Linked DNA regions of Homo sapiens: region 1 is linked to region 2. Evidence: read pairs that join two places in POLR2A ChIA-PET (ENCODE). Cell type or tissue: CD4-positive, alpha-beta T cell. All regions are shown on one strand. Links, peaks and the distances in the headings refer to the core of each region. The heading gives the core; the rest is flanking DNA.

Region 1 (15,273 bases), core at 6,731-11,730, 94 kb before region 2:
GAAATGGGCAAGGAAAGAGTAAGGAAAAACCTTGAGAGAATCTAGTGAGTTATCTAGTGTACATGCTGCATGAAATGCAAGCATCCTGAATCTCCTCTCAAATTCTGCTTTTACTATTATCTTCCTCACTGTCTCTGCTCTTTTCACTCTTTGAAGATGTTATTCTAAGTGTCTCATAAGTTTCCATCTCCACTTGGGTAATGCAATATGAATATACAGAATTCATTAATGGGGTAAAGGGATGGAAAACCAACAAGGTAAACAAGGTCTATGGGGTCAAATTTTAACTAGATCTGAACATAAAGGAAACCCAGTTGTTTAAGGCAAAAGGTCAGGACAGAACTTTATTTTTCCTGATGCAACTTTTCTATAACTATTAAAAGTAATAAACAGGCACACCTTGTTTTATTGTGCTCACTTTATTGCACTTCATGAATGCTGCTTTTTTTTTGTATGTGTGTGATGGAGTCTCACTCTGTTGCCCAGGCTGGAGTGGGGTGCAGTGACACAACCTTGGCTCACTGCAACCTCCACCTCCTGGGTTCAAGCAATTCTCCTGCCTCAGCTTCCCAAGTAGATGGGATTACAGGCATCCGCCACCATGCCCAGCTAATTTTTATATTTTTAGTAGAGATGGGGTTTCACCATCTTGGCCAAGCTGTCTCTCCAAAAGTGCTGGGATTACAGGTGAGGTGTGAGCCACTACACCCAGCCACAAATGTCACTTTTTTTTTTTTTTAACAAATTGAAGGTTTGTGGCAACCCTGCATCTAGCAAGTCTATTGGTCCCAATTTTCCAACTACATGTGCTCACTTTGTGTTTCTCTATCACATTTTGGCAGTTCTGGAAATGTCTCAAACTTTTTCATTGCTAAGGTGATCCGTGTTGGGTGATTTTTGATGTTACTATTGTCATTGTTTGGGGAGCTGCCATGGACTGTGCCCATCCAAGACAGCAAACGTAAGCAATAAATTGTGTGTGCTCTGACTGCTCCACTGACTGGCCACTCCCCCATCTCTCTCCTTCTCCTCAGTCCTTCCTATTACCTGAGACACAACAACACTGAGTTAGGCCAGTTAGTAACCCTAAAATGGCATCTAGGTGTTCAAGTAAAATGAAGATTCACATGTCTCTCACTTTAAATCAAAAGCTAGAAATGACTAAGCTTAATGAGGAAGGCATGTCAAAAACAAACATAGGCCAAAAGCTAGGTTTCTTGAGCCAGAACGGTTGGCCAAATTATGCATGCAAAAGAAAAATTCCTGAAGGAAATTAAGAACTACTCCAGGGAACACAAAAATGACAAGAAAGTGAAATAGCTTTGTTGCTGAAAAGTTTGAGTGGTCAGGATAGAAGATCAAACTAGACATGACATTTCCTTAAGCCAAACTCTTATTCAGAGCAAGACTCTAATTCTCTTCAATTCTATGAAGCCTGAGAGAGGTGAAGAAGCTGCAGAAGAAGAGTTGGAAACTAGCAGAGATTGGTTCATGAGGTTTAAAAAGCCATCTCCATAACATAAAAGTGCAAGACTAAGCAGCAAGTGCTGATGTAGAAGCTGCATAAGTTATCCAGAAGATCTAATATCATTGATGAAGGTGGCTACACTAAACCACAAAGGAGATGAAACAGTCTTCTATTGGAAGATGTCACCGAGAACTTTCATAACTAGAGAGGAGAAGTCAATGCCTGGCTTCAAAGAGTCAAAAGACAAGCTGATTCTCTTTAGGGGCTAATTCAGCTGATGACTCTCAGTTGACGCTAATGCTCAAAGACCATTCTGAAAAATCCTGAGGTCTTTAAGAATTATGCTAAACCACTCTGCCTTTGCTCTAGGAATGGAACAAGAAAGCCTGGATGACAGTGTATCTGTTTACAGCATGATTTACTGAATATTTTAAGCACATTGTTGATGTGTACTGCTTAGGAAAAAAAGATTCCTTTCAAAATATTGTTGCTTACTAACAATGCATCTGGTCACCCAAGAGCTCTGGTGGAGATGTGCAAAGAAGATGAATGTTATTTTCATGCATCATAACACAGCATACATTCTGCAACCCATGGATCAAGTTATTATTTCGACCGTCAAGTCTTGTTATTTAAGAAATGCATTTCATAAGGCTATGTCTGCCATAGATAGTGATTCCTCTGATGGATCTGGGCAAAGTGAAAACTTGCTGGAAAGAAGTCACCATTCTACACGCCATTAAGAATGTGATTCATGGGAGAAGGTCAACATATTAACATTAACAGGAGTTGGGAAGAAGCTGATTCCAACCTTCATGCATGACTTCAAGGAATTCAAGAGTAACTGTAGATGTGGTGGAAATAGAATGAGAACTAGAATTAGAAGTGGAGCCTGAAGATATGAATGAGTTGCTGCAATCTCATGATAAAATGTTAACAGATTGAACATGGTGGTTCACACCTGTAATAGCAACACTTTGGGAGACCAAGGCGGGAGGATCACTTGAGGAGTTTTTGGCAAAAAAACTGAAGTTTGAGACCAGCCTGGGCAACATGGTGAAATCTCATCTCTACAAAAATACAAAAAAATTAGCTGGGACCAGGCACAGTGGTTCATGCCTGTAATCTCAGCACTTTGGGAGGTCAAGGCAGGCAGATCACTTGAGACCAGGAGTTTGAGACCAGCCTGGCCAACATGGCGAAACCCTATCTCTACTAAAAATACAAAAATTATCTGGTGTGGTGGCTCATACCTGTAATCCCAGCTACTTGAGAGGCTGAGGCATAAGAATCACTTGAGCGTGGGAGGCAGAGGTTGCAGTGAGCTGAGTTCAGGCCACTACACTCCAGCCTGGGTGACAGAGTAGGACCCCGTCTAAAAAAAAAAAAAAAGTCAACAGATGAGGAGTTGGTTTTTATAGATGAGCAAAGAAAGTGGTTTCTTGAGATGAAATCTACTCCTGGTGAAGATGCTGTGAACATTGTTGAAATGACCACAAAGGACTTAGGATGTCACATAAATGTATTTGATAAAACAATGGCAGTGTTTGAGAGATTGACTCCAATTTCGGAAGACGTTCTACTGTGTGTAAAATGCTATCAACAGTATCACATGCTACAGAGAAACTTTCCTGAAAGGAAGAAAACTGATGCAACAAACTTCATTGTTATATTATTTTAAGAAATGGCCACAACTGCTCCATCCTTCAGCAATCACCATCCTCATCAGTCAACAGCTATCAACATCAAGGCAAAATCCTCTACTTGCAAAGAGAAAACAACGTGCTGAAGGTTCAGTTAGCAATTTTTAGAAATAAAGTATTTTTTAAAATATGTACTTTTTTACATAATGTTATTGCACACTTAATAGACTACAGCATAGTGTAAACATAACTTTTATATGCACTGAGAAACTTTTATATGTGACTCACTTTATTGCAATATTCACTTTATTGAGGTGGTCTGGAACCGAACCTGCATTATCTCTGAGGTATGTTTGTACATGATCACCACAGAGAGTTTAGAAACACAAGAAGGTACAATGAGAAAAATAATATCACAGTAAACATTCCCACCCAGAGATAACAAAGTTTTTTTTTTCCTTTCAGTCTTTTATTTTTCTAGTCTTATGGTCTCAGGCTATAGTATATTGTCTCCTGATTTTTTAGTTTTTATTATATCATGAGCATTTTCCATGTCATTAAGTATTTTTTCAAAACATCATTTCTCTTGTGAAGATGTACCTTAGTCCATTTACCATTAATAAAATACTAATAATAAGGTTTCTACCCCAAACCTAGCCCCACTCCAAACACTTCTCATAATCATACCATAGTTGTAAAACACATGGTTGATGCAAAAGGTAACATCTACCTTAAGGTTTAAGTATATAATTATTGCAATATGTCTCTTAGTTTTACAAATAAAAATTAAGGGTATAATCTAGAAAATTAAAGAAGTTGGAAGAGAATTAGAAATGTTGCCTTCCTTTCCCAAGTACTTTTTACTTTTCATATTATACCTGTCATTTCTGTCAGTTTCCATGCTACCACAAGCACACATGTCATAGAAATGGCATGTATATAGAAACTGACATAGAAATGACAAGTATAATAAGAAAAGTAAAAAAATACTTGGGAAAGGAAGGCATTATTTCTAATTCTCTTGATTTTCTCTTAGAAAAGTGCTTCTTCTCTCTTAAGTCCTTTTTTGACTTGAGTTTGTGACTTGCTTTAGAGTAGGCAAGGCCATAGCCTCTATGACACAAAGAGATCATTCTAGCCACGGACATACATAGGCCTTGACTTTTTCTTAGTCAAGGAGGCAATTTGCCAACAAAATAAACTAGGTCATTCATTCTCAGCTAACTGCAAGTAAATGGTTTTCTTTAAAATTTGATCCAACCTACCCCAGACCAGACATAAAAATTAAAAATAAAAATAAAATCTCAGTCAGATGCCATCTTGAGCTGTTGCTTTTTGTTTCAAACAAGAAAAGATGAAATGCACATTTTTTAAAAATCTCAGGAGACAAGATTTAGGGAAAAGCATCTTAACTATTTCAACCCCCTTAAATATTTTTCCTTCCTAATAAAATACTTTGCACTAACTAAATGTTTATTGATACGTGAATAAATGAAGTAAGGAATAAATCTCAACATTTAGTGATGTGGAGAAACCAGAAACCAGAGAGCAAGAGTTGACTCGCAAGCTTTGGCACTGGGGAAAGAGACGGCAATTAGAAATGCCTATGTGCCCTGACCCCTCTGTTTACTAGTTTTGTTTTTGTGCAAGTCACTCTACATTTTTTTTTCCTGCATGGAAAAAAATAATCTTTAAGCCTCAGTTTCTCCACCTATAAAATTACATTATAATAGTCTTCACAGGGTTATGGGGGTGATAGTTGAGATTATAATGTTTCTTCATATATGTTGTAAACCAGGGTCTCCAGGTACCAGTCCGTGGCCTGTTAGAAACTGGGCTTCACAGCAAGAGGTGAGCAGTGGGTGAGTGAGCAAAGCTTCATCTGTATTCACAGCCACTCCTCATCACTTGCATTACCACCTGAGCTCCACCTCCTATCAGATCAGCGGCAGCATTAGATTCTCATAGGAGCACAAACCCTATTGTGAACTGCGTGTGCAAGAGATCTAGGTTACACACTCCTTATGAGACTCTAATGCCTGATGATCTGTCACTGTCTCCCATTACCCCCAGATGGGACCGTCTAGTTGCAGAAAAACATGCTCAGGGCTCCCACTGATTCTACATTATGGTGAGTTGTATAATTATTTCATTATATATTACAATGTAATAATACTAGAAATAACATGCACGATAAATGTAATAGGCTGAATTAGCCCAAAACCATTCCCCCTTGACCCCCTGGTCCATGGAAAAATTGTCTCCCACAAAACTGGTCCCTGATGCCAAAAAGTTTGAGGACTGCTGTGGTAAATAGCAGGGTGAATGGATTTTGGAGACCAGTGGACTTTGGACCACATTCGAGTTCCTCATTTTCAACCACATCCCCCTGGTCAAGTTACTCGAACTCAATAAGCTTGTTTTCTCACCAGTGAAATGGGGATAACATTGATTTACAATACTATGGGTTTTAAATGTCATGATATGTATATGCCATGCTAAAAAGAAGCCTGGCTTTTTATCAGTAGGAGAACCCTCTTTACCATTCTCCTTCATGACAGAAACTGATTTGGGAACTGTCACTTATGCTTATCATGGGACATATAGCCCAAGTCAAGAAGTATTGGAGCCCAAGGCAACCAGAACTCTACGATCTTCTTCCATAGTTTCCAGCCTCCATCTCTTCTTCAGTGCTGATCTTTTCCAGCCATTAAATACTCATTTTCTCTGGAATTATAATTGTTTAAACTTGTTAAAAATTGTGTAGATATAGAATAAATTATATCTCAAGAACTCTTGATGTTACAAAAGCTGGAAAAAATATTCATATTTAATTTTGTTTTTGTTTCCTCCCTCTACTAGTTTCCCAAGAATACAATAACTTTTACTTTTCATGACATAGGTATCAAGCAGTAGAATTTTAGGAGACTCCTAGTATTTAAGCTCAAAGACATTTGACAGGTTTTAATAATGAAAATTTGTGTTCAAACTTTAATAGTCTCATAAGAAGTTTAAAGAGTCAACTTCAGAATTGTAGTTATGCTTCATTAATGAAATTATTACCAGCAGACACTATCTTTTCAAGCACATATTTTAAAGAAAAAGCATAAATATTACAATGCTAAAGTACAATAGCGAATATATTAAGCTATGGTAGAGGGTACATTTTTTCAAACATCATTTCTCTTGTGTAGATGTACTTTAGTCCATTTACCATTAACAAAACATTAATAATAAGGTTTCTACCTTATTATTATAATTATACAATAATTGTAATGTTGAAGTTGCTAAAGTGATTTAAGTTTTTTCAAAATATTTTTGCTTCCATTCACCCTCAGCTGCAAAGTTAATGTCTATGTTTTCCAAAATACAGAGGATTTGAGCCTCAGAAGCCATCCCCTTCCTAAGGAGATCACCCATTCAGAAATCATGTAAACAATTGCAGGAAACAGTTTAATCCAGAGTCATAGATTATGGCCTTCAAAGTCTTGTAATAGTTAATTTACACGCCATGCAAAGAATGATCCTTGTGATAGCTTATTTCCAGAAAGCTGCCACCAGCTTTTTTTCCTCCCTATACAAACATGCCATCCCCCTATCAAAAAATGAAGTCAATTCCCTCCCTCCTCTTGAAACTGGGCTGGATGGGAGACTTGCTTGATCGATAGAATGCAAACAAAAAAAACTGATACTCTGAAGCCAACATGAGCAAGGTAGAGGAATTCAAAATTCTTTTGATAATGTATATGTTCTTCACTGTGGTTTTAGAAACTAGAGAGTATTGAAACAAAAAAATATGATCAGAAGTAACAATATAAAAATTCCGTCCTAAGATAATCTCCCGATGAAAATAACCTACTGTATTATAAATGTATCCTCTACCATAGCTTAATGTATCCTCTATTGTACTTTAGTATTGTAATATTTATGCTTTTAAATTCTTTTTATTCAACTCTTTCAGCCCTACTTGGAGACAATAAATTAGAAAGTTTAAAACTCTAACGTTTTAGACTTTTTCCAGTCTGACATGTCATTGATTAATGTAAATATCTGAAATTATATTTAAATATAAGAAAAAATATGGCCAGGTGCAGCGGCTCATGCCTATAATCCCAGCACTTTGGAAGGCTGAGGCGGGCGGATCATCTGAGCTTGGGAGTTCAAGACCAGCCTGACCAACATGGAGAAACCCTGTCTCTATTAAAAATACAAAATTAGCCAGGCGTGGTGGCGCATGCCTGTAATCCCAGCTATTCAGGAGGCCGAGGCAGGAGAATTGCTTGAACCCCAGGCAGAGGTTGCAGTGAGCTGAGATCACGCCATCGTACTCCAACCTGGGCAAGAAGAGTGAAACTGTCTCAAAAAAAAAAAATTACTTTTTTTAGAAAACAAGAGAACTTGCAGTATAGTTACAATGTCTGTCTATTGTATCACAATCAATTAGCCCATCAATAGTTTTGCTTTTTTTAAAAAAGGAAACTAGATATTGTGTTTTTATTTTCTTTTTCAGAGAATCTCTTTTTATTCTTTTATTCTATTTCAAAGGTCATTTGGCTGCATTTTAAATATATATTAAGAATAGATTAAATCTGAGATTGACGAGATGTGTTAAAGTATCCTAAATTTGCATTTTTGCAATCACCTCGCAATCATTTTCACATATGCCAAAGCAAGCTTGCAAATTAACCAGTTGTTTTAATCCATGGTGCTCACAGACAGTAAAAGGAACCTCCGATTTTCCTTTTTTTTTTTTTTTTTGAACAGAGTTTCACTCTTGTTGCCTAGGCTAGAGTCCAATGGCACAGTCTCGGCTCACTGCAACCTCTGCTTCCCAGGTTCAGGTGATTCCCCTGCCTCAGCCTCCTGAGTAGCTGGGATTACAGGCATGCGCCACCACGCCCAGCTAATTTTTGTATTTTTAGTAGAGACGGGGTTTCACCAGGTTGGTCAGGCTGGTCTCGAACTCCCGACCTCAGGTGATCCACCCGCCTCGGCCTCCCAAAGTGCTGCGATTACAGGCATGAGCCACCACGCCCAGTCCAATTTTCCTTTTATAAAACATTTTTACTACTGTCTTCAAATTCTTAAGTTAAATGCCTTAACTACTGTGTTTATTGGCTTAAATTCATTAGGCTTTGGTAGAGGTGCTATGTGCCACCACAAATTTCTTCTCTGTCATGTATGAAGCACAAGAAAGAATGCTATATAATTATCTTGTTTTGAAAATTAGTTTCAGGTGAGATCCACTTCAAAAGCTTGGTGCCCAACTTTGAAGTTTCTTCCACTTCAAAAGCTTTGTCTTGAAGTGTATTATAGAGACAAACACACACACACACACACACACACAGAGAGAGAGAGAGAGAGAGACACGCATGCACACATGAAGGCATCCTGCATTTTAAGATTTATTGAGAATTACTTCCTGCCGTGAAAAATAAAAGCCATACAATGAACAGGGAAAGTCAGTCTGACAGAGAACTTAGATATAGAAATCAAATTTTCTCTTATAAAAAAAAAAGCCACTAAATGTTTACTTTGCAAGAGTCTTAGGATGCTTTGTGTGTGTGTGTGTGTGTGTGGCTTATTCCATTACTAACTTTCATCAAAATAATACAAGTTGTTCATTCTAAACAAGATAATATTGTAAATGGCTTATTTTTGAAAACTGTAATAAAATTTAAAATAGTATTAAAAAAGAAAGATACCACATGAAGCCAAGGCTAAAAAGGGGTACTATTATTTGTCTTGGTTACCCAAAAATAAGGTGTAGTGTTATTTCATGAAATCAGGAACAGAAAAAAAAAGGTAGCATAAAAGAGTACACGGTATTTGTTTTTTATTTATAAGTTGCATTTGTGGTAGTTCCTTAAAGACAGGGGTGTTTGTTTTGTTCACTTTCACATGTCTTTCACTAGATTGGTGCCAACTACATTACAGGTACTCAAAAAGCATTTGCTAACTCAATTAATGAATCGCTAATAAACCAGAGAGGAAACAGAGAAAAGATAGCAAAGCGAATAGAATGTTACAGTTTACTACTCACAGATCAGAAAAAACCAGTGCTGGAAGAAGCCTTCAGAAGTTGCCTAGACCTTTGCTCCTCTAAGTGTGGTCCACAGACTAGCAGCAGCTGCGTCGCCTGAGAGTTTGTTAGACACGCAGGTTCTCAGAGGCTACTCAGATGTAGTGAATCAGAATCTGCATTTTAACAAGATCCCGAGGTGATTCACACGCACAGTGAAGCTTGCAAAGCCCAGAGTGAGAGGATTCTGGTACTCACAGTAGAGTCGTATCTTGGGACTCAGTGAGTGTCTGATAATTTACTGCAGGATGGGATAGAAATAAGAGAGGCCTGGCCGGGCGTGGTGGCTCACGCCCGTAATCCCAGTACTTTGGGACGACGAGGCGGGTGGATTACGACGTCAGGAGATGGAGACCATCCTGGCTAACACGGTGAAACCCCGTCTCTACTAAAAATAGAAAAAATTAGCCAGGCATGGTGTCTGGCGCCTGTAGTCCCATCTACTCGGGAGGCTGAGGCAGGAGAATGGCGTGAACCCGGGAGGCGGAGCTTGCAGTAAGCCGAGATCGCGCCACTGCACTCCAGCCTGGGCGGCAGAGCGAGACTCCGTCTCAAAAAAAAAAAGAGAAAGAAAGAAATAAGAGAGGCCTTGGAGAAAATGATCTCTCAGCTGATATTGATAAAGAAGAGTAGATCTGAGGAATAGGCACAGGGTTCAAAAGAAAACAGAAGTCTCTGGTCAGAGGCTGGACAAATTGTCAACAAAACATGGTTGCAGACAAAATAGAAGTATTTCTCAATAGGTGGAGAAAACAACAGCGGTGGTGCATTCAGCTGAGTTTCTTAGAGTCCAAAAAGGTAGTAAGCACCTTTTGCTTCCTTGGATGGTCCATAAAGGTTACAGAGCTTCAGACACTGAACTGAGTATAAGAGAAGGGCTCTGAAGTTGGCATAAAAAAGGAAGGAAGGAAGGAAGGAGGAAGGAAGGAGCAAGGGAGAAGGGAGAGAGAGGGAAGGATCTAGAAAAGCACAAAAGGCCACAAGATGACCTTAGGAACAAAGAAAAATGATTAAATATTAAATATTAAAGATCTACTATGTGACAGACACTGAGCCAGATTTTTGCATACAATATCTGATTAAATCCCATACAGTATGCATTAATAACCGAATTTCACAGATGAAAAAATAACTGAGGCTCAGAGAACCAAAAATAAAACATTAACAGTCACGTCACAAGAATCACACATGAGCAATAAACCTACAAAGAGCTCAGGATCAGCAGAAATCAGGGAAATGCAAACCAAGACCAAATGAGATTCCATATTATACCTATATGATTGATAAAAATGAAAAAGACTGCAACATTAAGTGTAGTAGCAGGTGTCGATCAATAGAATCTCTTATGCATTACTAGTGAAGTATAAATTGGTAAAATTACTTTGGACAAATTTTAGCATTATCTTCTAAAATTGAAGGTGTGCATATGCTTCAACCTAGCAATTTCATTCTTAGACATATGCTCTCAGCTAAAGACAATCTCACAAGTACGAGCAAGAAGACATCAACAAGAATGTTCATACCAACACTTTATAATAGCAGAAAACTGGAAACAACTAAAAGATGCACTGACTGAACAGGAGATAAATAAGTTGTCGTATATTCACACAATGGAATAATACACAGCATTGAACATGAATTAATTAGAGGCACATTTAGCAACGTGGTATTATCTGTGTAATACACAGCTATCGAGAGAAATAAGCAAGCCTAAAAGACTACATATGAGATCTTTGAAAGTTCAAAAACAAACAAAACTAAGTATAATGTTAAAGGAAATGTAAGGCCTAAAACTAAGAAAATAAAGATTAGAGAATGATAAGCATAATATTCAAGATAGTGATAACAGGAAGGATAGAGGCAGATGGAAGGAAGAGAGAGAAGCAGAAATGAAGATGTAAGTTGCACCATAGCTCTTGAATTGAAAATGAATGCAAGGGTATCAGTTATATTACTAAATAAATAAATAAATCCAAAGACAAACAATTAGACTATAGACTATATCACAAGCAAGGATTATGACTAACTCAGTATTGTACAGTGGACATTCAAATTAGGAAAGAAAAAGAAAAGAAGAAAAATATTGAAAAAGCATTGAATGTTTTTGACCAAGTTGCAAAAGTCAAACTTGTGAAGATTATCACACCTTACTATGATATAATTTAATAAGAAATATGTTATTGAAAGTCATTTGATTCATTTTCATTTTAAGAATTAGTATGTATATATATATATATTTAAAACCAGAATTTTGGTAACTGTAAGATAAAAGTTTAGATGAATTCTCTTTAAGATATGAAAGAAGACAGGAATGTCCTTAGCGTAATGGAGAGGCTTTGTTTGCCACAGTGACTAGAACAGTGTCCTCCATAAAACAGGTGCTGAATAAGTTTTTGTAAAATAAATGACCATTAGTACTGCCAAGTCCTGGCCAGTACACTGAGACAATGAGGAAAATTGTTCTTATAAGAAAAAAGTGGGAGGGTAGAGGCAGTTTAGCATTATTTGCAAATGGTTTGATTATATACATAGAAAACTCAAGCAAATCAATCTAACAGGTAGTTCAATAAAGTTAATAAAATTAAGCAAGATTATTAGACATGAGCTCAATCTACAAAAGTCAGTAGTGTTCCCTTATGCCACCAATATCCAGTTAGGAAATACAATGGAAAATACATTACATACCAGTTTAAGCTTTTGTTCAGCTACACATACCAGAAAAGCCCCACTTATGACAATTTAAACAATTAAAAGTTGATTTTTCTCACATATCTGAAGGTGGGTGCATGCTTGCATTTGTTCAGAGGAACAATAATATCAGGGATATTGTCTTTGTACCACTCTTGTCTTTTCCCTTATGATTGCAAGACAGCTACTCCAGCTTTAGGCATGTCCACATTTAAAGCAGAATGAAAGGGAAAAGATGGTGCCAGGCTCATCTGTTCCTTTTTTCAGGAAATCAGAATTTTTCACAGGAACCCTCTTTACCACAGACTCCAGCTTATATTTCATTGGCAGAACTCTATCCCAGACTACCCTCTAGCTAGGAAATAGAACTATTCATGAGGGTGTCCTCTGTAACCACAGAAGGGGTTGGAAATAGTGTTTGGGTCATCCGAGCAATAATATATGACACAGATAATGGTAACAACTCTCAAAAACTTCATTGAGAAGTTTTTTTTTTTCAATTCTACTAATGAAAAATGTTAAACACTACATAAAGGAAATTAAAACATGTCCACAGATGGAATGACTTAACAGTATAAGGACATCAATTCTTCTTCCAGAATTAACTTATAAAATGAATGGAATTCAAATGAAAATCTCTGCAAAATTTGCAGGGGAAACTTAACAAACAATTCAAAATATATAACAATAAATAAAGTTTACAAAGACCTAAGATACTTTGGAAAAAGAAGAAGAGGCCGGGCACAGTGGCACACACCTGTAATCACAGCACTTTGGGAGGCAGATGCGAGTGGATCACAAAGTCGAGAGATCAAGACCATCCTGGCCAACATGGTGAAACCCCGTCTCTACTAAAAATACAGAACTTAGCTGGGCATGGTGGCATGTGCCTGTAGTCCCAGCTACTTGGGAGGCTGAGGCAGGAGAATCGCTTGAACCCTGGAGGTGGAGGTTGCAGTGAGCCAAGATCGCGCCACTGCACTCCAGCCTGGCAACAGAGTGAGACTCCATCAAAAAAAAAAACAAAAAAAAAAAAAAAAGAAGAAGGACAGGACCAGGGGACATGAAGGAACTCCTTTCAACATATGTTAAGACAAACTACAAAACCATAGTAATAAAAGCACAGGATTGGCACACATACAAAAATCAACACACCAGAGTGGAGAGCACAAAAATAGTATTTAGAAGCTTGGTATATGATTAATGTCATCAAAAATCTATTGATTATACATGTATCAAAATATCACATGTGCTTCAAAAATATGAGCTATTATATATCAATAATAAATAAATACATAAAATTTTTAAGACACACAAGAAATATATTTATATAACAGAAAATACAGTGCTCAAAAAGAAGAAAAATGGGAAAATGTCCAAAGGACACAGGGGCCAGCCAACCTGATAGAACTTCCATTGGCCATGGATGCAACAAGTTCAGCAATAACATAAACAATGTAGTATTGGGTTATAATACAAAATATAAAATAAATATACATGAGTTCATTGTGACATAAATAAATAACTGAATGAATAAATGGAAGAGAAGAAACAAACTTTCTTTACAGGGGAATTCAAAATAATACATGTTGACACTATTTCTTTCAGGACTTGGAGCTTAATTTCCCTATCCTTTGAGTGTGGACTGGACTTAATGACTTGTTTCCAAAGGACAGATAATAGAAAGGGGAAAACAGTAACATTATAATGAAGAAACCTGGCCAAATTGTATTAGTTTCCTAGGGCTGCCACAAAAAATTACTACAAACTTAGTGGCTTAATAAAACAAAACTTTATTCTCTAACAATGCTGAAGACTGCAAGTCCAAAATCAAGGTGTAATCAGTTTCACCTTCCTCCCGAAGGTTCTAAGGAGAATCCTTCCTTTCCTTTTCCAGCTTCTGCTATCTCCAAGTTTCCTTGGCTTGTGGCTGCATCACTCTAATATCTGCCTGTGTCTTCAGTGATATTCTGTACTGTATGTCTGTGTACAAATCTCCCTCTTCTTTCTCTTATAAAGACACTAGTGATTGGATTTAGGACTCACTCTAAATCCCAGATGATTTCATCTCAAGATCTTTAACTAATTACATTTGTAAAGATCCTACTGACAAATAAGGTCATGTTCTGAGGTTCTGTGTGGACATAAATTTTGGGGAGATACTATTCAACCTACAGTGATGTCAATGCGGACATCATGTATCCTCTAATATTATGCAATGAGAAGGGCAGTTTACTTCTGTGGTATTCTTCTCAAACATCTATAAAGCAAAATCTTATTATGAGGAAAACATCAGACAAATGCAAATGAAAAACATTGTGCAAAATACCTCACTATACTCCTTGAAACTGTCAAGTTCAGAAAGAACAAGGAAGACTGAGAAACTGTCCTAAACCAGAGGAGACTAAGGAGACATGAAAACTAAATGCAATATAATAATCTGGACTGGATCCTGGAACAGAAAAGGCAAAGGCTTTTTAGTGGAAAATTGGTAAAATCTGAATAAAAGTCTGCAGCTTAGTTAACAGTTATTGTACCAATATTGTTCTCTTAGTTTTGGAAAATGTGCCACAGTGATATAAAATGATGACATTAAAAGAAACTGAAATTGGGTGAGGTGTACGCAAGTGCTCTCTGTACCATCTTGGCAACTTTCCTATAAAAATGATGAACTGTTTAATGGGGGTAATGAAGAAAATGACTAATAATATGAAGAAAAAATAAGTTAGATACATACCTCACACCATATATAAAGGTGAGTTCCTAAATGTAAAAGAGCCAAAGGAACTAAGCATAGTAAAAATATCCTCGTGACTTTGTACTGAAGAATTTTCTCATATGTAAGACTTCGAAACCAAAAGCCACAAGTTTAAATATTGAGGAATTTCAATAATTTCTATTCAACAAAAATCATCATGGACAACACATTCACAGGGAAGAGATGAAGAGAAAATACTTGCAATTTCCAAAACTGTTAAGAGATTAATATCTAAAATATAAAAAGAACTCCTTCTAGTCAACAAGAAAAAGTCAAAACCCAATAAAAAATGAATAAAAAATATGAATAGACAATTTATAGATGGCAAATCTTAAATGAATTACAAGTACCTTATTAGTTATAAAAGAAATACAAACTAAAACAAGTATATACACTCCTCAGGTTGCAAAAATTTGATGTAAGATAGTATAGTACAGTATGAAAATTGGATTCTCATGCAGTGCTGATGGAAGTACAAATTGGTATGGTTATTCTTGAAAACAATCAGGTAGTCTTTGAAGAAATTAATTATGCCTATAGTCTATAATCTAGCAATCCTCCTCTTGAGTATATATCCCAGAACACTTTCATATGGATATATAAGGGAGCATGTATTATGGTTATTCATTCCAAT
Region 2 (15,273 bases), core at 4,945-9,944:
TACTGAAAAACAGTTAAAAAGCTATTGTTTGCATTTGTCCCTTGAAGTGAAACAGCTTGCTATGGTTTGTCTCATCATCTCTATACTGACTGCCATCTCTTGCAAGGTATCCAAAACCCCAAAATTCTTAGAAAATACAGGGTGGAGATGAATTTTGTGGATAGTCCTTTTATTCTTTAATATTTGTTCAGCAAGAATTAAGTGTGACAAAATCACTTTCCTAGATCACTAAGTAAGCTCACTGGGCCAAAACTTAATTTTTCTTTAATAATTGAGCCTCTTGATGGCAGATCTTCCCTTTAATCATCAACTAATACAATAGAAGACTGCACAAAGAGAAGGTATAAGAGGGACTGAAAGCACGAAATCCCCAAAACACACCCTAGAAGCCATGAGTGCTCTGTTGGTTACAAATCTATCAGTATCTTTAAAAGTGCTTTGTCCTGAAGGCAAAAAAGACACAGTAAGGCAGGCAGATCCTTTCCGATCCTAGATAATGTCTGTTATACTCTCTATAGCAGTGAGTCTCAACTGGATATGGGGAGGCCACTATTCTGATGTACTCTAAGAAAAGGAAATATAACTAGAACAAGGAACTGTGCATAAACCAAAGCTTTGCCCTTATGTAGGTGCCACATTAAAAACCTGGTCCAATCCATGAACATGTCCCAAAGAATCAGCCAGAATAGTGACTACTGCCAGAGCCAACTCAGTGTTTCTGCAATTCAAGACCCAGTAAACATAAAGCCTTTACAAAGTTTGGTCCAATATAGCAGACACGGTCTAGAAGTAAATACAATTCACAGTGTCTAGAAGAAAATATGGTTTCCTGCCTCATGACTACATATTTAAACATAAACAGATATAGCCACTTACTTTTTCAACAAAGGACATTTTGTCCATTTTTGTCAATTCAAGCTCATTCTCTAGATTCTTGTAAGAACTCTGCAGCACTTCTAATGTGTCCTGCAAAGAGGCATTTTTGGATTGTAGCACTTGGATCTTCTGCTCCAATTCCACTGTCAGATTTCTCAGTTCTAAGTTTTGCTCCTTCCAAAGTTGGTGCTCTCCTTCCACCTGGGACAGTTTAGAGACAAGCTGCTCTTGGTCTTGAATTTGATTTTTCAGTCTACTGATTTCTTCATCCTTCTTCTCCAGTTTCTGCTTGCCATCTTCTACTTCTTGAATGAGGCCATTCACTGAAGATTGCAAAACAATATAATTATTTTTGGCCTCATCAAGGCCTTGTAGCAACTGAGCCTTCTCAAGTTCAAGACACTCTACTTGACTACTAAGATTCTGCTCTTTGGCCTTACAGGCTTCTTGGTCATTATGCAGGGCTGCCACTCTCTCATTGAGCTCTTTTAATTGTGTTTGAAGCATCTCCATGGCAGTGCTTGATTTTTCTTTCATCTGTACTTTCTCTTGCTCTTTTTCTTGCAAAATATTTTCAAATGATGAATTTATTATTTCTAATTCAGATATTCGCTCTTGCTCTTTTTGTAATTCATTTGTCAGATTTTCTTTTTCTGACCTTATAGTAACAACATCTAATTCCAGACCTCTCAGACTTTGGGTCATCCCTTCTATTTTTGCTTTTAGGGTCTCTACCTCTCCTTTGGAATTCTCTGCCTCAAGAGCTGCATGCTCTTGGTTTGTCCTGGCTATCTCTAGCTCTCTTTCAAGGTTCTCCACTCTACCCTTAAGTAAATCTGCATGATGCTCACTTTCCTTCAGTTGTTGTAAGACACAGAGCTGCTTCTTTTCATCAGCTTCTAGGCGGGCTCTCAGCTTTTCAATGCTATTTCTCAGCTGATGCTCTTCCTCTATTGGTGGGTCTAGACTCTGTTCTGTGGCCTTCATAATTTCTTGGTCACCACACAAGGCTGCTACTGCCTCATTTAGCTCCTTTAACTGATTCTGAAGCATCTCCACTGCAGTTTTAGATTCTTCTTTGATCTGTATCTCTGCTTGCTCCTTTTCTTCTAACAGACTTTTAAATGAAGAGAGTAACTTGTCTAGTTCTGACAACTGACCTTGTTTTTCTTGTATTTGTTTTGTCAGATTTTCTTTTTCAGACCTTAACGTGACAAGGTCTAATTCAAAAACTTTCAGGCTTCTGGCCATCTCTTCTATTTGTGTTTTTAGAGTCTCTACTTCTGCTTTGGAATTCTCGGCATCAAGAATCACTAGCTCCTGGTTTTCTTCTGACATCTGCAATTCCCTTTCAAGGTTCTCAACTTTATCCTTAAGTGAATCATTCTCCCGCTCGCGTTCTTTCAGTTTCTCTGCGATGTGCAGCTGCTTCTTTTCATCGGCCTCAATGCGAACTCTCAGTTTCTCGATGCCTCTTCTCAGCTGATGCACTTCCTCCTGTGTTGAGCTCAGCCTCAATGCGAACTCACCTTTCTCCACCAGTGCGGCCTCCAAGGCCTTGGAGACATTCAGCTTTTCATAATCTGATTCACTCAGTCTGGCCTGCAGGCTTTCAGATTCCTTGACAAGCAATTCTTTCTCTTTATTCAGTTGTGCAATTTGGTTTTCCAGCTCACATTTTGTCAAAGACAGTGCCTGTGAGTCCTTTTCCAAACTCTGCAGCTTTTCCTGGAGATGAGTTTTGTCTTTTAACAGCTCACTCACATCAGAGGACAAAGTCTGAAGGAGTTCCGTCTTTTCCTTCACCTCTGCCTCTGCCACCTGAATGCAATGGAGACACTCACTTTGATGAGACTCAAGCTCTTGTGTTTTCTCCTTCATTTTTTCAGACAACTGATCCAGTGCCGTGGTTTTTTTTGACATAGTATCTAATTCTCCACGAAGCTGGTTTCTCTCACTTGTGACCACTGAGAGTTCTTCTTCAAGGCAGACAATAACCTTCTGCTTATTTTCATTGTCTTTTTCTAAACATAGCTTCTCTGTTTGAACTACCTCTAAGTCAGCCTCCAGGTAGAGGGCTTCATGCTCAATGCTAGCTTTCTCCGATCTGATCCTACTCAGCTCATTTTCCACATCAAGAAATCTCTCCTTCCAGCTGTCATTCACCTTGGCCACATTATCTCCAATATCTTCACGTGATGATTTATCTGCATGCATTTCTAAATCAGAATTGAGGCCTTCAGAAGTTTCTACTCTCTGGAGTAACTCCTGGTGATCACAAGAAAAATATTCCAATTTTTCACTTAAATCTGAGTTTTCTTTCTTAAGTTCCCCAACTATTTTTTCCAATTCTATGCATGCTTCAATTTTGGTCATTAGTTGTACCTCCTGTAAATGGAGTTTTGAGTCTAATTCTTTCATTTCATTTAGCAAACTTTCAACTTTTCTGTCACGGTCCTCTATCACATGAAGTAATCTCAAATTCTCATTTGATGTCTCTTTTACCCGCAGTTGAAGATTATGGATATCTTCCTGATTCCCCAGGAAATCCATAGGTACCAAAGCATTAGGACCAGAAAATGACAATTCAGAAATGCATTCTGAAGAGCCCTGGGTTTTATCTTCCCCTGGAGGCTCATAATTGGTATCTGGGGACTGTTCCCCAGAGCACTCTCCTGTGGGTTTCACTGCACCAGTCTCAGTTATTTTCTCAATGTCTAGATTGAGGTCCTGCTGAGCATCTTTATCACAAATCTGATGAACATCATGCTTTGGTGTTCTTTCTGTAGTTTCTGAAGTATGTTCTTTTGATATGTCACAGCTCTCATTTCGGCCTTGAATAGCCTGTAATTATAATACATAACAAGCATGCATTTTATTTTTCAAAAAGAATCAAAATAGAATAGATTTAGTTATTACTTTTTAGAAACTGATGCGTGGCCTCTGCTAAACACATCTCTTAAAGTGGTGAATTTCCCACTACATCTTTCTCTCTTCATTCAAATGTTCAACATACTTATACGTTCAGTAAGTGGCCCCTATGGGCAAGACACTGGGGTTAGGCATTTATCTTGAAGACAAACCCTTCGGCTCAATTACAATTTGTAATGTATTTAAATTTCATATTTTTCCCTTGCTAAGAATATTCAGGTAGCCTAAATATGAAATCTCTTTGTAATTATTAAATAAGAGGCTAACAAAATGCTCAGCTTCCACCTTCAGCATTTATGATACTCTTTAATAAGGCAGTAAAGTTTCATAACCAGATTCCCAGTCCAAGGACTTAATCCCCAATCCAGCACTTACTGTACATTATTGGATAAATTACATATTTGAGCCTCACTTTCCTCTCATCTGTAAACTGGGGATCTGCTGTTGCACCTACACCTGCCATCACCTCACCATGACCTGCCTTCTCTACCTCACAGAGATAGACAGAGGAAATCAAGTGACATGCATACACTATATAGCATTATTAATTAAGCTAGCAGGCTAGAAAGGACAAAGTTACAAGCAATTAAACAAATATGTATTCAATTTTTTAAAAGCCCTTTTAAATGACTTATACCAAATCATATTTTTGTACCACAGTAAATTGTTAGAGAGAAAACTGTTTAGTAATACATAAAGAATCTGCTGTATTTAGTTTCATGACGATAATGCCATAACATCAAAAATAGTCTGAAAAGTGGGAGAGATTAAAAATTTACATATTACCATTTGTAAGTTCTTAATTATTTCAGTATACTTTATTAATGCACAAAGGGTGGAAACACACATTCTAAAGACTTTCTGACTCCATAATATAATTTTCTCCAGACTTTAAAAACATCTTTAGTAATATTCTATATAATGCTATGTAAATCTAATCCCTATAGAAATTTATTCCTCAAATAACGTTTACTCATTTTCCTCAAGTTCTGGTTTGTTTTGAAAATATTTTGGTGTATTTTATTTCCTTGAACCCTAAAAATATTTTAACTTAGGTTTAATGTACATTTCAATTAGACAAACATTTACTGAGTGTCCACTAGTCATGTAAACCGAGAAATGGCATTTAAATCCCAGGTACTTACATCTTCTGTGTCGATGCCAAGCAAAGACCGAGAACTTAAGTCCAGACCTTGTAGCTGGAGTCGTGCTACTTCCAGCTCAAGTGACAGTTGTTCCGTCTGTTTCTTTTCTGCCGCCAACTTGGACTCCATCTCCAGAGTCACGCTTGTCAGCTTCTGTTGCCACTGTTCATTTTCTGACAAATACTGCTTCCTAAGGCAGTCAAGCTCTTGCCTTTCAGAACTTAATAACTGCTCGAGCTCTTGAATTTCCTTATTTTTCATAATCCCTTGACTTTCCATTTTCTCTTCTAGCTTCTCGAGGGACTGCCGGTACACCTCACAGAGGGACTCAAGCTCTTCAACACCCTTCGCTGGGGCCGAAGGGGTTTCTTTCCTGGTCAGATTCTCCTCCTGCAGACTGCTGCAAAATACTTCATCTACACTGCACTGGTTTGCTGAAACAGCCCCTTCTAAATTACTCAAAAGAGACATATCTCCTGTCTGTTCTAAAAGAGCTCTGTAAAAGGAGGAGTCTCCCAAACTGCTAAGACTAGAGCTGTCAGGCACACAAGAGGATGACAGGGATGGAACGAGCCCCTCCTCCAAGCCCAGCTGCATCTCCTTCACCAAGTCACCTTGAAAGTTTCTCAGATTCGTTGACAAGACCAAATTTTCGGCCTTTAATGAGTCAACATAGGTCTGCAGCTCTGACATTTTAGAGCTCATCTGACAGTGCTGATCATGTAAAATTTTGTGTTCACTTTGTAAAGATAAGAATTTCTCTTGCAATTCGGCAAAGTGCATTTGAACTTCTTTGTCTGACAATGTCAAGTGCTCGTAGGAATTACTCTCGTCCAATGGAGCCAAAGACACAGGGTGCTGTTCATTTGGTTGTTCACCAAATTCACCTCCTGGTATGTCTTCCACTAACTCACCATGGAGAAGACCACTGTCATCATTTAATATTTTAACTTCATTTAGTAGTTTCCCTACCTCTTCTGCCATTTTCCTAGTTGCTGTGATACATTCTGACCTTGAATCATTCAGCTCAGTTACGAGTTCATACTTTTCAGCCTGCAGTATTTCACATATTTTCTCTAGCTCATTCAGCTTGTTCATTGTTGTTTGCAGAGAGCACTGAAGGTGTGCATTGTCGTTTTGACTTGTTGACAACTCATGAGGCCCTGAAATATACTTTTCTTCCGCATCTATTTCACAGTCTTTAAGGCCACTAATTTCTTGTGACTGCATGTCTTGCAAATTGCTGGTTTCAAGATCTCCTCTAATTGTCTGTAATTCATGCTGCAGGCACTCCTTCTCCTTCTCACTTTCCTGAAGTTTTAATTCCTTATTTCTTAGCATAGCTTCTAATTGCACCAACTGCGCATTATAACTATCTAGAGAAATTTCTTTAACTTCAAGATCCATCTGAGGTTTAAAATTACATTGATTTCTCTCACTCTCTCTTTCTTTCACAGAGTTCCTAATTGGTTCTGATTCTAGATTTTGACATTCATGTTTAGTCTTCATTACCTTCATCAGCTGTTCATTCTCTTGTAATAAGTCATTAACTTCCTTTTGCATTTTGTTTTGTTCTTCCTTTAAAGTCATGATTTCTTGCTTTAAACCACCAGCCTCGCTCTTAGAATTGTTTTGGTTATCTGTCATCTCAGATCTCAGAGCTTGCTGCACTGTCTCCAACTCTAGCATCAGATTCTGATTTCTTTCTTCAGCAAATGCTAATTTTGTTAAGAATTCTTGGTGTTCCTTTGCAAATGCTTCCTTTAGCTGTTCCAACTCATTTTTCCTATTTTCACAAAGACTAGTGCATTCATTTAGCAAGCATTCTAATTTAGAATTCTTTTCCTGTGCTGCTTTGTATTTTTGACTAAGATCCTCATATGCATTTCCGGTTTCTTCACATCTTTGTAGTAAAATAAGTTTTTCTTGCTTGTACTGATCAGATAACTCTGAAATGCTTTTCTCCCTTTCATCTATATAGTTTGCAAAACTCTCACTTTTCTGGATTAAGTTCATCTTCTCTTGATTTAAGGATGCATTAATTTCCTTAAGAGTCCCATTCTCTTGGGTCAGCTCTTCAATTTCCCTTTTATTTAGAGAAATGATGGAACTCATTTCTTTCTTCTCCAAGCTTAGGGTTTCGGATAAAAGTTGTAGCTCCTTTAGAGAGTCTTCAAGTAGATGGTTGCTCTTTTTTAATTCTTGAATCTCTGCCTGCTCAGTTTCTACCTTATCATTTAAAAGTTGCAGCTCTTTTTCCTTGTTCTCAAGGGCACTTAAGGTTTCAGCAACAACATTCTGGTGAGCAGAAGTGTCTTCCTGTAACTTACTAATGCGCTGACTTGTTTCAGCCACAAAACTTTGATGCATCTGTTCTGCTTTCATGAGATTTTCTTCTATTTCTCCTTTGATTTGCACCAACTCTTCACACTGCTTTTGCAGGTCTGAGTTCATCTGTTTTTGAGACTCTAATGAAAATTCAAGTGAATCAACTCTATTTTGTAGGATGGCAGAATTTTTCGGACTTTGGTCTGCTTCTAAACGACATTCACTCCTCTCTGAAGGCATGCTTCCTTGTTCTCCAATTATATTTGCAAAGGAATGATGCATGGCAGGCTGCTGATCAAAAGCCAAAAGACTTCTCTGATGATCTTCATTTGTCACCAGAGAAGCATCTTTGGATTTTAGCAGATCCCTGAGGCTCTCATATTCGGCATGCAAGTCTTGGTAACACCGGTCTTTGTCCATTATTTCATTTGACAGTAACTGAAGCTTGTGTTCTAGATCTTCAACTTGCCCAGTAAGCTGAGAAGTCTTCAAACACATATTTTCTATTTCCTTCTGATGTTTCTGATCTGAGAACTCAGCTTTCTGCTGTAGCTCCATATAAGCTAGTTTCTGGGTCTCTACCTCCACTGACTTACTGTCTAACACGTTGTGAAGGTTTCTGATCTCGACACTTAGGTTTTCTCTGTCCATCTCCAGCGTTCTTACTCTCTCGTTGTATTCATGACTTTTTATTTGCTGTGTCTTCAGACAAGTTTCCAAGTGATTAATTTTACTCTGCAAGTTTTCCTTTTCTGATTCCATCTGAGTTAAAAGTTTTTCGTTTTCACTTTTCCAACAAGAAAACAGAGTTTTCTCTTCTTTCAATTCTTCATATTCTTTCTTTTTTAACTCTAAAGCACTCAGCAAGGCTTTGGACTCTTTCTCTGTCTTGCTTAACTTATCATTAAGTTGTTCAATGTGATGTTCTCTTTTCTTCAAAAGGTCTTGAGAACAATCTCGCTGCTTTTCCAGATCAGCCACAGCAAGCTTCAGTTTTTCTAAAGTCAAGGAGTTTTCTTGCTGATTTATTTTTTCTTGAAGATCTCTTAACATGGTTTCCTGAGAGGTATTCTTCGCTATTTAAAAATAAATAAAAGTCGTCAATGTTTGTAATAAATGTTTATTCTACAGAAACGCTAACCCCTCCCCCCGCCCCCTGGCAAAATCCAAACAAACTAACAACTACTCAAGCCCTGGAAAAACTGGCATTATTGCCTGGGTACCTCCTAGAAAGTGGATCACTTGGTAATTATCTTATATAAAAATGAGAAAAATGGTTATCTTAAGGAGAGTAACACATTTGTTCATCTTCTTTCTAGCAGCTTAAGAACATGTTATTGAATAAAATACCAAGGGATGATTTTCCTAAGCACTGTTTCTTTTCTTTGTATGTGTTTACATATGTGTATATTTTTACCATCTTTTCAAATATTTATTCCAAGAGAGAAAACTGGGACAAGAACAGCACTGAAATGGGAACATCCCACTTTATTGTAGAGTAATTCTGATGTCTCAGAAAAGTAAATAAGTACTCCACCATTTTAGCTAAAACATCCACAGGATTAGACTTAAGTAGAAAAGAGTAAATGATGCCATATATCAGTAATTCTCAAGGCCTATATGTGAATATTCCTGAGGAACATTATCACCCCCATCCCAGCCCCTCATAGTAAGGGTGGCAGTGTCTATGAATGTCACAGTCATTTGGAAGCTTCTTCAAACTCCGTTACCCCCTGTCTTCTGCCTAATGACTCATCTATACATACTGGCCCCTCCTGGTTGGGAATAACCACGATGTTTTCATTAAACAGTGATAAGAAGGCTTCATGTTGCTCAAGTATGTTGGGGGAGATTGAAAGTTGAGAACCTCCACAGTAGATGATAAAGGTAACATGTATTACAATCTCAGACATCATATCAAGTGGAAAGCAGTACGAACTTCTAAGCTGTCAATCTCAATCTACCTACTTATAGTTAAGGGCTTATGTAGACAGCACCACAAGGGCTTCATCCCACTTTGCTGTGAGCAACTCAAACAATCACCTGGGTGATCAACACTGAAAAATGCCCCAACTGTTCCTTTTCTTACAGTTTCCCTTCAAGAAAGCTGAAAACTGACATTTCTATCTGCTGCTGTGGAAAAACTAAAAGCTGTCTTGGGAAGATTGGGTTTTTGTTTTGTTTTATTTTTTTGAGATGGAGTCTCGCTCTGTCGCCCTGGCTGGAGTGCAGTGGCGCAATCTCCGCCTCCTGGGTTCATGCCATTCTCCTGCCTCAGCCTCCAGAGTAGCTGGGACTACAGGCACCCGCCACCACACCAAGATTGGGGTTTTAAAAAAATAGTCACAGAGAAGTGTGACACACATTCCACAGGACAGAGTTCAAAGAAATTCTAGATATGCAAACACCCCAGGTGAGAAAATAAAGGGTATGTAGAAGACATCCGGCACAAACATACAAATATGAAACCAAGAGTGGATTCATTTGATGTGTAGAGCAGAATTCTTTGGCTTTAAAATAAGAAAATAAAATCATTCAGTCAAGTAAGTCATCAAAAAACAATGGTCATTAGGAGCTTGGAAAACATGCATTTAATATAGGGTTTTTCCATTATAAGGGAAATGGTAATGAGTCAGGAGATGAGCTGTCTGGATGTAACTAACAAGCACACTAGAGACACAGAGAATAGCACTCGGGGGTGAGAGACAGCACTGACAATTTAGCTTTGTGTGGAAAATATTTACCCTTCTGATTTCAAAGTGCTGAGCATCAGGCGTTTGGGACTCAATATGTTCCAATTAAAAAAAGTCCCACTCTCACTCTGGAAACTAAAAACTAGAAGAGGGAAAACTCTTCCACATCAACTGCGCACATCTTTTTGAGGGAATATATGAAAAAAAATCCAAAGAGTTTCTCTAATATGTTAATGCCATCCATCCCCTCTCACGGGAATAGCAGCTTAGAAAGGTAACTCTAAAATACTAAGTTTACTTACCTTTCATTTCTTCTGCAAAATTCTGGCTCTGATTTAAACACTGTTTGATGTTCTTGAGTTCTGCCTCCAGGTGGCAGACTTCTCTGGCCTTTTGCTCAGAGTGACTCTTAAGGAGGTTGTTTTCCTTCTTCATTTCCTAAAACACACATTTTAATTGGTTATAGCCAAAACGAATGCTCAAGTAAGTTATGACTTCTGCCTTAATAAAGGTCCCTAGCAGAACTGTTTGTGTATCTCACTAGGGAAAGAATCACAATTTCCCCGTTTGAGTACCTAATGAAGTCAGACATTCTTACTTAAATAATGTTATGAACAGAAGACAACAGCATCAAACCCAAATCTGAAGATAATTTTTTCTTTCAAGAAGTTTCATTGAACTTTCTCATTGTTCATACGCCTATTAAAGAGTAAGCTCAAAAGGAAAATCCTATCTACAAGATCCTCAAGACAAAACCTCCAAGTTCCTATCACACCTGAATGGCCAAATATACCTTTGCAAACATTTGATTTGTTAATAAACCAAAAAAAAAAAAAAATCTCAGCACATATGTTTACTTTTCATTGCAAAACCATCTTAAGGTTTGCTGTTACAGGAATGATTCTGTGGGAAAAATTACCTTCAATAAATGCTTATCAAGAAAACCAACAATATTCAAGATGCTGGAATGTGCATTACAAAAAATGCAAATATAAATAAGACAGAGTCTCTGCCCTTGGGGCAGACATCCTCCAGTGGGGGAAGATGTGATACTAATCATTTAATACACAATAGGATATGCTAAATACTAAAGAGACATTGAGTGTGCTATGGGAAATCAGAGGGCTGGAACACAGAGGAAGAATTAATTCTAGCTTCTGAGCTTTCACAGTGAAAACAGGTTCTTTGGGCATCTGATTGAAGAGACATCCACGCAACAGCATGCAATAAAGTAACACAGGTACATGTGTAGTTCCATTCTACTACTAGGGAGGCCTATATGTTCTGAATCTTAAAAGCAAGCAATATTTACATGCCAAAGAAAAACTTTTTTGCTTATTAACCACATAAGACTCACATAACAAACAAGTATCTCAACCTATACTGTATGCCACCCTTTGGACCACAGGGAATTGGCATAAATCATTACAAGCTAAGAGAACCAAGCACCTCACATCCTCAAGCGGGGAAAAATCATATAAAGCTAACTTTTTTCTAAACTGCATTTCAAACCTACCAAAATTACCCCTTTGTGAAGTAGAGGAAAAATTCTGAATCTTAAAGAAACAATTAAGACCCATCCTCCAAAACCCTACTGCACTGTTAGAAAACAGATGGCCGTGGCAATACTGTGTTGGAAGGCTGCCTTCAATTATCAGTCTGGTTACTACCAGCAGATGGGTACCGATGTAGCAAAGCCAAATTCAAGAAGAGGGAGAATCTGGCTAGTAGAAAGTACTTGAAAACTTGCTGGCAGCTGCTCCGTTCATGTATATGCGTTCATTTCATCATTAAAATAAGACAGAACCTGTTGTAGTTATTATACTCCCATCTACCGTGTCCTGATCCTGCTTCCCTGCTGCTAAACTGACACTCTATCGAATTAAGATATCAATCAGAACTAAAGGGCAGCTCCAACCGATCTCAAGATTGATAGGCTAACATTCACACTAGTCAGTGTTAAACTTTGCAAAGCACGATCATTAAGGTGCAACAATGTTATTGATTTAAATTAGCATCATTAAATTATGGAACGTATAATGACTGGTTTGTTCTTCAGACTCAGAATAATCACCCCTCAAATGAGATCACAGATGTGAAAGGACAAACATCTTAAAGCACTTTGACAGGGGCAATGTAGCATTATTAGTAGTATTTCCTCCCAAAATTTAACAGTAGCCAGATCTCTGTAATCAATGCTAAGATCAGCTGAATGAGGTCAACATAGAAGAGGAACTAGAATGTAATTACCTGGGTCGACTTAGCATTTTTATTTTGCAAATGAAAAAATATTTTCTTACTCTAAAAAAAAAATTTTTTAATCAAATCAAATGACACCTGCATCTGGAGGCTTGACAAGAAAGCTGGAAAGACACTGTGCAAAACTAGGTGCGTCCCAATAGGAAGGAAGGAAAAAAGAAGAGAGAGAGGGCACCAGGGAAAGATGGGGAATTTTATGTTTATGTGTTTGTTGGTCTCGATCCATGTCTGTCCATAACTGGAGACATTTAAATGAATAGTAAGCTCAATGGAAAGATTAACATGACTTTCTCTATTCTGGCATTAGCTCCGTAAATATTTGTGTCTAACGAAGAAATGTTCAGCCAATCCTGGGACCCAGCAGGCTTATAATGCTATGGCTATGACCAACCCAAGAATTTTAAAAGGCCAGAATTTAGAAAATGAACATCTGAAAATGGATGTGCAAGCTGCCATCCATCAGCAATTAGTTTTCCACGAGGCTACAGCCACTTAAGACTTGATTGGGTATCTCATTATCAACAATGAGTTAAGCATACAAAGATACATTTTCCTAGGCATCTCCTGCATCCTCACATGATTTGCAAAATTGGGTACTATGCTGGAAAAGCACAACAAAAATCCCTATAACCACAAGCCAGCATTAGAGCTTAGCAAGCAATTCCACCCAGATCAACTTCGCTTTAGGAGCAGCAAGGGAGGCATCATTTCCTAGGGCCAGACAAAACAAATTTCAGCTACTGTGTGGCATTTCATGATCCCATCCATGAATATAGCTTAATACGTCCCCTGCTGGGCGAAGCCTATATACTTGGATAAGGGATGGATGCAAAGAATGTGTTTTTCCCTTTCCTCCTCATCTCTCTTGCTTGCCAGAGCCAGCTCCTTAGAGGACCTAGTGTAATACAGATCCCTATGCTTGGAAAGGTCCCCAGGCAAGTGTTCCCTCATCTTGACTGTCAAACGATGGTATTTTATTGCCTAACCCCAATGCTATGGGGCTGGCACTGGATAGTGGACGAGCAGCTTATCTAAACCCTCCATTCACTTTGATACTAAATGTTAACTTTACCCTTGATTGGGCCATTAAATCACATTTCCAGTACTGATAATTTCTCATTGTGAGCAGCATGTTTACTAAACACAGACAAGGAAAATTTCAGTACAACTGTCACATTATTTCGGCATCCAAAACCTATAAGCGTCCTAAATTTGTTAGTGCTTACATATAATTAGACACAGAAAGATACCCAGAGTGACACAGTAATAGAACAGGCAAAATTATAAATATGAGAAATCTCAAGTGCACTGTCCCCTGATCACACTTTCTGTGCCTGTAGGTGACAGCAAACAATGCTAACATCAAAAGGTCATGGCAGTGATGAAGACCAAGGCAATGGGCAGGTGTTGGACTGCAATAACTGACTGAGCACTTATGTGCTGGGCACTGGGCTAAGCACTTTACATACAATATTTAACTTAACCAAGAATACAGCCTTGAAAAGGCAGGAGAATGATTTGTCCCTATATGCAGATGAGGAAAGTCAGACTGAGAAAGGGTAAGCCACTGTCTAAAGGTCACATTGTGGTAGGTGGCAGAAAAGCAACACAATCTCAGATCTCACTCACTCTAAAGCCACTACCATTTTCCCACTAAGTTACACCACCACTCTAACTGGGTTCATCAGTTATCTGGTCCCAATCCCAATGCAAAACACAAGAGCCAGCCAAACTCTTTGAAATCTTGCTATCACCCTCAAAAGATGACACATACATAAACATAACCATAAATTAAGACAAATATTAACTTCATCCCCAGGCCCGGTGCTAGACACTTTCACACAGATGCCCTCATTTGACACAGACATCAATGATATACCAGTGAAATGTGATGCATGCACCTCAGTACAGGCTGGGATTAACTGAGGACAGCGCTACAGCTCACGGACCAGACCTCGTGGGGATGAACAAGTCTTCAGAAACACCTGCAAGACAATGTCCAGCCCACTACTGCGACTTGGCCAAGCAAGCAGTTTTTAAAGTGTTTGGACTCTCTTAACCAGATGATTGCTTTTACAAAATGTTTCCACCAGGCAGCCAGTGGAGTCGCGGGAGAGTTCCTGGCTGAAAGGGAAGCTCACAGAGGGAAGAGTTCGATGCCAGTCTGCCTGTGGAAATGTTAGCAGAAGCATCTGTTGGTTGGTCCCCACTGGCCAAAAGGCAAACATTTGTTTTGCTGAAACAAACACTTCCATTTGAAAACGTTTGCTGATGAAACTATCATCTGATTTGAAGTTTTCTTCCACTTTGTGGCTGGAGCTGCAGCCCCCTATCTCCAGCAGTATTGCCCCTTTGGGGTTAGCTGATTTAACAATCACCTGTCTGCTACTGACAGATGTTCTGATTTTACCATCATGATACACTCTGCAAAGCGGTGGGGATAAATACATTTAGACTTTCCTCACCTGAACAAATAACTGTTCTTTATGGACAAAGTTTTCTTAATCTTTACAGCCTAAAAAGTGATCATAGAACATTTAAAGAATAAACAGAAAAACATTCTTTCCTGTGGGGTTTGATGGAGAAGAAATTTCTACCATTCTTGTGTTGTTCCTCTTCTTAAAATTACAATGTTGATTTATGGCTCTCTTCAAATTGTTTCAGTCTATTAACTGTCACTGAATGGTTCTTAATTAAGCCCTTTAAAATAAAATCCAGGCCACTAAATAAATTCAGAGAGAAGCCAAATTGAAGTATGTATGCATAAAATCCCATCAGGGCATCCATGCCATTCAGGAACCCTCATCCACCACTTTGTGGACAAAACAAAGTCTCCAAAGACACCGTCAACCAGGGCATGCACAGGCTGAACATTAAGGTCAGTGTCCACTTTTGAAGCCAGAGTCATATAATTGACAATTGCTTGATGTTTTTATAAGAATTTTTAATCTAGAAACTCTTTATCTGTCACTACTTTTGTTTATTTAAATCTATGACTTTCCACGTGTTTTTAATATTGAAAGACACAAATGCCAACAGTT

The links. ChIA-PET counts read pairs that join two places held together with the same protein. Peaks named below come from ENCODE experiments on the same cell type or tissue, not always from the same donor. Only the 100,000 strongest peaks of a DNase experiment are listed, where the experiment ranks them.
Region 1: POLR2A ChIA-PET joins it to region 2 with 6 read pairs; 2 of 35 experiments call an interaction of 5 or more read pairs at or near these places.

The regions. Positions count from the first base shown.
Region 1 is chr1:214,728,804-214,744,076 of GRCh38, reverse strand. No RefSeq gene overlaps it. Among named protein-coding and RNA genes, the nearest start is that of CENPF, 130 kb to the right of the region's middle. In CD4-positive, alpha-beta T cell, for the core only: no CTCF peak of the experiment used is centred there; no DNase peak of the experiment used is centred there.
Region 2 is chr1:214,633,004-214,648,276 of GRCh38, reverse strand. It overlaps CENPF (centromere protein F), which reads right to left. Exons shown (of 20, transcript NM_016343.4): 11 at 10,276-10,411; 12 at 4,953-8,356; 13 at 877-3,720. Among named protein-coding and RNA genes, the nearest start is that of CENPF, 37 kb to the right of the region's middle. In CD4-positive, alpha-beta T cell, for the core only: no CTCF peak of the experiment used is centred there; a DNase peak (open chromatin) is centred at 7,266; H3K4me3 peaks cover 1,296 bases; H3K27ac peaks cover 2,884 bases.